Linked DNA regions of Homo sapiens: region 1 is linked to region 2. Evidence: read pairs that join two places in POLR2A ChIA-PET (ENCODE). Cell type or tissue: K562. All regions are shown on one strand. Each heading gives the region's core, and the rest is flanking DNA. Links, peaks and the distances in the headings are about the cores only. Region 1 has its middle 150 kb from the start of DROSHA. Region 2 has its middle 37 kb from the start of C5orf22.

The links. ChIA-PET counts read pairs that join two places held together with the same protein. Peaks named below come from ENCODE experiments on the same cell type or tissue, not always from the same donor. Only the 100,000 strongest peaks of a DNase experiment are listed, where the experiment ranks them.
Region 1: POLR2A ChIA-PET joins it to region 2 with 6 read pairs; 4 of 35 experiments call an interaction of 5 or more read pairs at or near these places.

What each region holds. Positions count from the first base shown.
Region 1 is chr5:31,376,934-31,382,320 of GRCh38, reverse strand. No RefSeq gene overlaps it. Among named protein-coding and RNA genes, the nearest start is that of DROSHA, 150 kb to the left of the region's middle. In K562, for the core only: no CTCF peak of the experiment used is centred there; a DNase peak (open chromatin) is centred at 3,380; H3K27me3 peaks cover 1,954 bases.
Region 2 is chr5:31,566,905-31,572,291 of GRCh38, reverse strand. No RefSeq gene overlaps it. Among named protein-coding and RNA genes, the nearest start is that of C5orf22, 37 kb to the right of the region's middle. In K562, for the core only: no CTCF peak of the experiment used is centred there; no DNase peak of the experiment used is centred there; H3K27me3 peaks cover 38 bases.

The sequences.
Region 1 (5,387 bases), core at 290-5,289, 190 kb after region 2:
TTCAGCCCTCCTGGGTCCATCGCTCTTAGTAAAGCTACATGAAGAAGCTTAATTGATGTTGCAGCATTGCACAACACACAGAGCACATGTAGACTGCAGACTCCATAAAGGCCTGAGAGTGACAGGACAGCCTCGGTGTGCACGCACCCCCTGGAGCCATGGCACTTTTGTTTTTGTCCTGGCCTGGCACAATCACAGTTGCATCTAGGGTCACCTTTCTAGTTTTTTCAGAATTCAACCCTGTGCCCTGGGTCTTGGCGGGTGCCAGGGAAATTATTCTGTTTGCTTTGGTCTCTCCTCTCCTCCAGCATGGGGCCGTCTCCATTTCTCTCAGCCACACTCTTTGTCTTCAGCAGCCCTTGCCAATGCTGCCCAACTGCCACCAGAGGTGCCCACAAACACCACCTCACCCCTCAGTGTCCGCTGGGGCTGGGAAACCTCATGCGTCATTTATAGCCCACTCCCCAGGGAGACAAATTGCTGGTAAACCTCAAGGCAGAGTTAAGCAATGAAGGTAGGGAACATAGGATTGCTTTTGGGAGGACAACGCTAAATGGCACAGGAGGGAAAAGAGAAACCAAAAGCCTGGGGGGAGGGCGTGAGAACAAGAGAGTGAGAATGTGCCCGCTAGTTCTCAGAGGCTGGGAGCCAGATAATGAGAGTGCCATCCAGGCAGAGGAGGGATGGGGTAGGGGCAGGGCAGAGAAAAGTCTAGGCAGCGATGGCAGGGGCACGAAATGCTACATGTTTACATGGCAGACCCCCCTCTGTCTCCTCAGAGAGAGCATCAGTAAAACACCTATTGCTCAATCATGGAAGTGAGCAATAGAATAAAGAGGCATTGAGTCCAACATCCAGACTGACCAAGTGACCTGAGAGCACACACATGGTCTAGCCATATCTCAGTCACATCGCCAAGGGGGCTGGGGACCTGGTTTCTTCCCCTGCTAGCTTTTTCCATCTCTCTTCTCCTCTCTGTCCCATTTCCCTTTTTTGTCATTTCCATCCTGATTGGGTCCCAAATGGACCGCTCTGCTCTTTCAGTCCCCAAGTCGCAGCCTTCTCTGAATAGATCTCATCTCTCTGTTAGAGTCTCAACACATTAAGTACCTCAAGAGGCACGGCGACGCTCAAATAGATGAGGATTTTGAATGCCTTGGATTCAGAGTACTGAATGAATGCTTTAAGACAGTGGCCACAAATGGTTTGTATAAAGGACTGAATAGTATTATTTATTTATTTATTTTTTTGAGGTAGAGTCTTGCTCTGTCACCCAGGCTGGAGTGCAGTGGCGAGATCTCGGCTCACTGCAAGCTCCACCTCCCGAGTTCACTCCATTCTTCTGCCTCAGCCTCCCCAGTAGGTGGGACTACAGGCGCCCACCACCACACCTAGCTAATGTTTTTGTATTTTTAGTAGAGACGGGGTTTCACCGTGTTAGCCAGGATGGTCTCGATCTCCTGACCTTGTGATCTGCCCATCTCGGCCTCCCAAAGTGTGGGGATTACAGGCGTGAGCCACTGCACCCGGCCTGAATAGTACTTATTTTAGCCTTTGTGGGCCAACAGGCAAAATCGAGACTATTATGTAGGCACTTATAAGAAGACAACAAATCTTCACCAATTTTTATTGATAACATTCAGAATTTTATACACACTGGCATTTGAATTCCATTTCATTTTTACATGCCATAAAATATCCTTCTGATTTTTTTTCAACTATTTAAAAATGTAAAAGCAATTCTTAGCTTGCAAAATATATAAAAACAGATGGCGGGCTGGCTTTGGCCCAGGGGCTATAGTTGCTGACACCTGCTCTGAGAAGATTGAAAACTGCCACCATAAAGGAAACTGCACTAAAACACTGTGTTCTGCCCATTGTCTCTGCAGACTTGATCATGATGATCTGGATTAAAATGCTGGTCATCAAAACCTCGGTTCCACAATCAATGCCTGTGATTCATGATGGGTAGTCAACATGATAGAGTTATAGAATTTTCTGCTTTTCTTCCAGGTAATTAGGCTGCAGGCCCAGGTGCCTTCGTAACGTTGGCATGTTCCTTAAGCACATGCTCTTTATCAGAAGTTTGCACCAGGGACCATGTGGCGATCTTACCTTTTTATGGCAATGTGTGGTTCCAAAGCACTTTAACATACAATATCTCACTTTAGCCTCATAACAACCTGAGAGGTAGAAAGAGTCATTGTTATCCTCATTTCATGATTGAAAAAACAAACAAACAAACAAACAAAAAGAACTAAACAAAACCAAGACTTCAAAAACTTGTGGAGCAACCTAAGATGAGACATCTGGGAATGGGTAGAGACGGGACCACGCATGCTGCTAGGAACTGTGGATACAGCCAGAAAGAAGGCAGATCCAGAGCTTCGGTTGAGAGGGTAGACAGCCAACGAAGAAAACAAAATAATCCTATTAACATTAAAAGAAGTGGCACACATATCAAGATGAAAAAGAAACGCGTCCTTCTTTGAATATTTCCAGAAATATTTAGCCTTGTTTATCGTAACCTAAAAGCATATCTTAAGGTAGAAGACTCTAAAAGCTGAATAAATCCAAAAGATAAAAAGAATAGACTTCAAGGTAACAATTAGACTTCCAAAACCAGTCCCAGGATGCTTCTAAGGGCCAGTACCTCATATGAGTGTTTTATTATTATCATATATGTCAAGGTCTTAAAACAGGCGGCAAAGGAAAACTTCAACAAAGCTTGAGATTGTGACCCTTTTGCACAGATCCAAAGGAGATCACGGAGGCCTAAGGCTTTAATGAGCCGCGGCAGGTTAGTGGCAAAGGTGATCCCGCTGCCCACTGGGTAGAGGTCAGGGAAGCGGGGACAGCCTGCTGCTGCTGTCTGCTTCTATCACAGCCACGCAGTGACATCACACAGGCCCAGCGTTCTTTGAACACTACCCCCAGGAAGTGTCATTCAGTGACAGAACTGATGCCCTTGGAGGGTAGTGGGTAACAGCAAGGCCTCTGGAATTGAGCTAACCTGGGTTCAAGTCCCCCGTCCTCCCCTTCTGGGTGTGTGACCTTGGGGAGCCTCCTTTTGGATGGCCCATGGTTTATAAAGGAGGATAATACAGTAGCTATGCCACTGGCTTGTGGGGAGCACTAAATACAATAATGCATGTAAAATGTCCACCGCATAGCAGGTGCATGATACATGTGTGCTATTGTTATCAGGGTTATTTATGAGGCCCAGTAGCAAACGTGAGTGGGTTATGACCGCAGAGAGTCAGTTCGGTAGCAGAAGAAAAGACCTGGGTTGCACGTCAAATTCTGACCCTTGGGAGAGTTTGGTGATCTGAGGAAAGTGACTCACAGAGGCTGAGTTGCCTCATCTCAGCCCTGGAGTTCATTGGGGGGATTAAGAAAGACCGGGTGTGAGCTTGCTTTACAGATTAGATTATCATATAGTGCCACAAAAATGTTCACAGCAACACCTCTAAATGTACGTATTTATATATACTACATCTCATCCTGGAAAAGATTCCAGACATTTGTCAAGCCTCAGGCAAAGCTCAAAACTCACATAAAAAAGCCACACAAAATAATGAACCATAAAAAAATGATTTAAAAATGAGCATCCAGGAATAGGTGAAAGTAGGAACAAAAGATCCAGGAGAAATAAACATTTAAAATTACAGGTCAGAAGACTTTGGCTACTTTACTGTTCAAATTGGATATCAGATTTATCTGTAAGTTTCCTGAGAGTCAAAAGAATAACGGGGAGATGTGGTTTTTCATTCTTATTGAAAATAAATGCATACATATCTATCTTCCCCACCTCACCTCCCTTTCTCCCCTCCCTTTCTCCCCTCCACCCCTATCTTTATCTTCTCCCCTTTCCTTTGTTCCAGAGAAGCAGTAATTTGTAATCAATTACTAAAACTTTGCCAAGGTAAGTACTATTTGTAGATGAGGAAACCAAGGCTCAGAGAGGTTACTTAGCCTGCTTGAGATCACACAGCAGTAGGAGGCAAGTCCAGGATTCAGAGCCAAGTCTGAAGGCACCAAAGCCCTCACTTCTCTCCCACCACACTGAGTAAAATTGCTCAGCCAGGGCCTTCCTGAACTGTGCCAGCCAGGGAGGCTGTTCACCAGAGAGTTAGCCAGGGACTGTCTTAGTGCCCCCAAATTCTGCCCAGAGTGTGAATCAGCAGAACATCACTTTTCAAGGCAAAAGAAGCAGAATAAAACCTTCCCATTATCTCAGTGTTGCCCAAGCAGAACAATCCTTAATGGAGGGCACGGACTGGGGACACCGAGGGAAGAAAGGGATGGTTCGCCGTTCCTGGGCTTGTAAAGGAACTTAGCAGAAGGCACGTGCAGAGGTGCCTCCTGGCCAACAATTGCCAAAGGCTGCAGGTGAAGTAATCTGGACCAAAAGCAAACAGAATATCAGGGAAAGGTGCTCTGAAACCAGAAAGAAAATTCCAACTCAGACATGGTGGAGCCGGAATGGTGTGGAAAGAACACACACTTCAGCGAGAGTGAAACAAAGCAAGAGGAAGAAGAAAATACAGCCCCAACCAGCCTTTCATTCAGGTCTGGTAACTGATACCACAACTCTGTTGTGCAGAATTACAAGTCATCATAACTGAGGTTCCAGTTTACTATATCGTATAAAGTATACAGTCCCCACTGGTCTTTTTAATAGATCCATAAAGTCCTGAGTTAAGGAGCTCCTCCAGGCACCATCGTATTGATATCTAGACTGGAAGAATCTACCCATTATTGCAAACCGGAGTAAGTGACACCTATGATTTTAACAAGGCTTATATCTCTCTGGGTGGCTATAGATTATGTTAACATGGATTCCAAAGTTCATTTCACAGTAGGGTCATAAAGGAGGCACTGAATGACCGAGAAGGCAATGTCTTCAAGCAATATTCCTATAATAAACATAGCATTTAGTATCATAAGGCTTTTCTTCCAGTGTCTCTTGATTAATGCCAGGGCCTTAGCACCTACAATACAGCTCAGAGAAGGGAATTCTGCAGAGGGCTTGGTTCAGTTCTGTGCTGAACTGTGTTGATGTCAAATTGGATCAAGGGATAGACTATATGGCATTGGCATCGGGTCATTTTTTTTTTTTAAATAGAGGCAGGATTTCACTATGTTTCCTAGGCTGGTCTTAAACTCCTAGGCCCCCAAAGTGCTGGGATTACAGGCATAAGCCACCACACTCAACCTATCTTATGTATTTTAAATAATTGTTCATTGACATCATTTTTCCTAACCTGTGGTTTTGATAAGAATTGGCCAGTTGATAGTTTGGCTCTATTTTCAGACACTGTTTTATATTTTAGAGAGACAGTGTGTCCGTTGAGGATGGAACTATATCCTTTGGAAATAAAAAG
Region 2 (5,387 bases), core at 271-5,270:
TACCACGCCCAGCTAATTATTTGTATTTTAGTAGAGACGAGGGTTTCACCATGTTGCCCAGGCTAGTCGCGAACTCCTGAGCTCAGGCAATCCGCCCGCCTCAGCCTCCCAAAGTGCCTGGGATTACAGGCGTGAGCCACCGCGCCCGGCATAGTTAACTCTTTCATACTTTGCATTTTTTCACACCCTCTTCTTCCTGTTTGCTCATTTCGGTCACATGCTCTGTGTCGGCTGTGCAAAATACTGTTTCCACCATCTTTGTGCATTTTGTTTTTGTTGTACATCCCAGAAGCCCCAATTCCTTACTACACATTCTTCCATCAAGCTACTTTCAGCTCTTTTTTTTTAAAGGTAAGATTCTATACTTACTGTAGTATTTTTCTATTAAGAGTTTACTGTGTTGCTTATTATTATGCTAGTATTTCTTACAGGGTTCTGCTTTTAAAGAATTCTCATTATAAAACTGTATAGGCTTTGAGTGGCCTGCTTCAACACTTTTCCCCCATAAGCCCTGTTATTTTTAGTGTGCAAGTTTGCAGAAGATAAGTCTTTTATAGAAAGCTGTTTAGTAGCAGAAATGCCTGTTATCAGTAGTTTCATCATCACTTTTTGAGTCTTTTAACACATTTCAAGAGGCCATCATCTTCAAGTCCATCTAAATTTTCAAGAGAGTACAAATTTGTATGTGATGATATTGCTGGAAATTTTGTTCTGAGCCAAGTACTCATATATCGCTCATTATCTACAAAACAACCACTTACTGTTTCTCCTTTCAGCGATCTCTGTGAATGGCTTATTTATAATATCTTGCAATTGTGAAGCCATCTTCTAGGAATAATTAGTAAATCTGTGTGAATTTCTTTACCTCCTTTTTATCAATTCCATCCTACAAAGCATGCAAAGTTGTTCAAACTCATATAATTGAGCAAATTCAAACCAGGATGCTACTGCTTGATAAGCAGTGGGTGATGGCCAGATTCTTTGTCTCTGGAAAGTCTTCGCCAGGTGCAAAAGAGGATCGACTGCTAAAGGAGCTTCTCAAAGCTCATGAGGATGATGCTAGTGCAGTGCTTTTAAACCTTAATGTGCATACAGATTACCCAAGGATCTTGTTGAAATGTAGACTTTGGTTTTAGTAAGTTTGGGAGGGGCTTGCAATTCTGTCTTTCTAACCAGTGCTCAGGTGATGCTGATGCTCCAGGTTTATGGAGCCCTCTTTGATAAGGAAGATTATAGATTTTTACTAAGAGTTGAGATCAGCATTCAATAGAATATTCTGAAATACTGGAAGGGCTTTATGTCTGTACTGCCCAATACAGTGGCCACAGGCCATGTGTGGATACTGAGCACTTGAATTATGGCTAGTGAGACCAGGAGCTGAATTTTAAATTAAATTTAAATTAATTTGAGTGTAAATGAAAATAGCTACATACAGTTAGTGGCTATCACCCTGAACAGTGAATATCCTTTAAAATAAAAAATATATATATACATGTATATAAGATGGGTGCCGTGGCTCATGCCTGTAACCCCAGCACTTTCAGAGACTGAGGTGGGCAGATGCTTGAACCCGAGATTTCAAGACCAGCCTGGCAACATGGTGAAACCCCATCTCTACAAAATACAGAAATAAAAAAGTAGCCAGGGATGGGGGCCTGCCCCTGCAGTCCCAGCAATCTGGGAGGCTGAGGTGGGAGGATCACCTGAGCCCAGAGAGGTTGAGGCTGTAGGTCGTGCCACTGCTCTCCAGCCTGGGTGACAGAGTAAGACCCTATCTCAAAAAATAAAATAAAGTTAAATAAAATAAAATAATATGTGTGTGTGTCTGTGTGTGTGTGTGTATGTATGTGTGTGTGTGTGTGTGTATATATATATGTGTGTGTATATATATATATATATATATATATATATATATATATATATATAAAATTATGTTCAGGGGCAAAGGGAACTTTATTTCCACCCTCTGAAGGTTTGATAATTTTAGTCTCTGGAATAAATTGGACAGTAGACAGATCAACAGGAGAAAAGGCGTACAGATTGATTATGTGCATATGCATGGGAGTCCCACAAACTATGAGACTCAAAGAAGGACCAGATGGCTGAAGCTTAAATAGCATTTTGGGCTACAGAAAGAAATAGTAGTTTGGGGTTTCCAGGGGCGGGGAGGTGGCATCAAATTATGGAAGGTTAAGGTTGAAAATGTCTGGCAGAGGTTTTCTTGTAATGCAGATAGTCTTCCAGGTAGCAGTCTTCGAAAGAATACTTTAGGCCTGTGTTTAGGCTCCTTTCCTGTGAGTTAATCTTCCCTGTTCAATGAGATTATAGGGAGGGACTCACAATTGTATTCCTTCTAGAGCAACTTCAGAGAAAGCCATACTCTGGCGCTTCGGGAGGGAAGGAGGGGAGACAGACCTTGATTTTCCTTTAGTGAAAAGCACTCAGCATGCCGAAGCACCATACTTTGGGGCATCAGTTTCTGAGCCCCAACACTTGTGTATGTAAGTACCTGTACAAACATATAATATAGTTTTTGAGGTCTTTATATTTTCATAAATGCAATGCTATTGAACACATTCTAAACTTTGCTATATTATGTATTGGTAAATGTTCAGGTTATTGTCCACTTTTTTTCAACTACAAACTATACAGAAAAAAATCTTTGTGCATGCCACCTCAAATACATATTTGTGTATTTCCATAGGATAGATACTGAGAAATGGAATCACTGGGTCACTGAGAATAGTTACTATTTTGAGTTACTGCCAAGTTGCTTTTCAGAGAAGCTGAAGTAATTTATTCCAGTTTTAGTAGGAAAGTACCATTTCTCCACATTCTTGATTAGTATTACCAACATTTTTTAATGCTTTGCCAGTTATATGGTGAGAAGTTACATCTTACTTTAATTTACATGTCTGTACATGACTAGGGAGAATAAAATTTATTTCTTTGTTTACTGATCATTTATATTTTCTCTTCTGTGACTTGACAGTTCACCTTGTCTGTTCATTTTTCTGCTGAGTTGTCTTATTCTTATATATATCCAAATTAAAATTTTTTGTTATATGTTATATTTATTTCTAGTTTGCACTTTTTTTAATACTTATATTTTAAGTTTGCTTATGCCTTTAGGTTTTTACAGAAGGTTTAAATTTAGACATGGTTATGCAAATCTCTTCCCTTGCAACTTTCCTTAATTCAGGCTTTTCTGCCCCAGAGTCATAAACACAGTCTCCTATGTTTTTATATAATACTTTTATAATCTTACTGAGATATATAATCCATATGCAATTGATTTTTATTAAGTGTGAGTTAGAGACCAACCTTTTTTTCTCTAAATGCATGGCCAATTCTCCCAATACTATTTCTTGAGTAGTCCAGCCTTTCACCACTGATAAATTTCAACCTTTATTAGATATTAAATTCCTATGTATGTGGAAACCTTTTTCTGAAGTCTTCATTGTGTTTCATTAATTTTGTCTGTTTATTCATGCATCAATATGACATTTTAAACAATATTAAACACATGCTTTGATATCTGCCAGGGCAAGTTTCTCCCATTTTTTCCTCCTAAAATTGTCTAAGCTATGCATACACGCATACACTTCTAGCCTTACTTATGAATTCTTGAATTAGCTAGCCAAATTGTATGCTAAAGACTGTTGGGTTATTTTGGGGATTACATTTTACATATCAACTTGCAGAGAGCTGGCTTTTTTTTTTTTTTTTTTTGGACAGTCTCTCTCTTTTGCTTAGGCTGGAGTACAGTGGCATGATCTCTGCTCACTGCAACTTCCACCACCCAGGTTCAAGTGATCCTCCCACCTCAAGCTCTCCAGTAGCTGGGACTACAAGCATGCACCACCACACCCAGCTAATTTTTTTTTTTTTTTTGAGATGGAGTTTCACTCTTGTTGCCCAGGCTGGAGTGCAATGGCATGATCTTGGCTCACTGCAACCTCTGCCACCCAGTTTCAAATGATTCTCTTGCCTCAGCCTCCTGAGTAGCTGGGATTACAGGTGTGTGCCACCATGCCGAGCTAATTTTGTATTTTTATTAGAGATGGGGTTTCACCATGTTGGCCAGGCTGGTCTTGAATTCCTGACCTCAAAGTGATCCACCTGCCTCGGCCTCCCAAAATGCTGGGATCACAGGCGTGAGCCACCACACCCGGCCTAATTTTTGTATTTTTTGTAGAGAAAGGGTCTCACCATGTTACCCAAGCTGGTCTCAAACTCCTGGGCGCAAGTGATCCTTCTGCCTTGGCCTCCCAAAGTGCTGGGATTATAGGCATGAGCCCCTGCACCCAGCTTGGCATGTTAAAATACTGAAATTTATCGTCTATAACCAATAATGTTCTTAATTTTGGATTTCTTCTACATCTCATAAAGTTTACATTTTTCCTTGTAAAGATCTTCTATATTTATTATTTAGGTTCTGTTGTGAATTCTTTTCCATTACATTTTCCATCTATTGCTATTTGTATTAGTCTGTTTTCACACTGCCATGGAGAAATACCTGAGACTGGGTATTTTATAAAAGAAAGAGGTTTAATTGACTCACGGTCTCACATTGTTGGGGAGGCCTTGGGAAACTTACAATCATGGCAGAAAGCAAAGGAGAAGCAGGCACCTTCTTTACAGGATGACAGGACAGAGTGAGTGCTGAGCAAAGGGCACTCTTAAGCCCCTTACCATCAGATCTCATGAGAACTCACTATCATAAGAACAGCATGAGGATAACCACCCCCATGATTCAATTACCTCCTATGACAACTACCTGGGTCCCTCCTATGACACACGGGGATTATGGGAACTACAATTCGAGATGCGATTTGGGTGGGGACACAGCCAAACCATATCACTGGTGTATCACAAAACTACTAATTTATGAATGTCCATCTGCTATCTAAGCCACCTTGTTGAACTTTGTTGTTATTTGTAAGTTTTCATCATATTAGTTTCATAATCTATCATGTGGTAGATTAATCATACCCTGGAGCCTCCCCCTCTTATCTCAAATCCCTAGGAATGACAGAAAAGTTATAAGAAAAATAAAATACATCCTTGCCTCCTAGAACACACAAAAAAGAAAAAAAAAGAAAAAGAAAATACATAGTGGCATCCTGTATATACTATTAATCATTTTATATTTTCTCTTCCTCCTGGTGGAATTTTCAATATCAGTACACAGAGAGGAGCCCCCTTCTGTGGTGGTAAGGGTACCACCATATGGATGTCTGATAACTTAACCAGTCCCTGTTGAAAGACCTTCCTCCCCAGTCTTTTACTGTCACAATGAAAATCCTTGTATAAAAGTCTTGCAATTGCCTGATGGGTTCTTCCTGCCTGCTGCACAGACAAATGCAATTCACTGAGACTGTGGT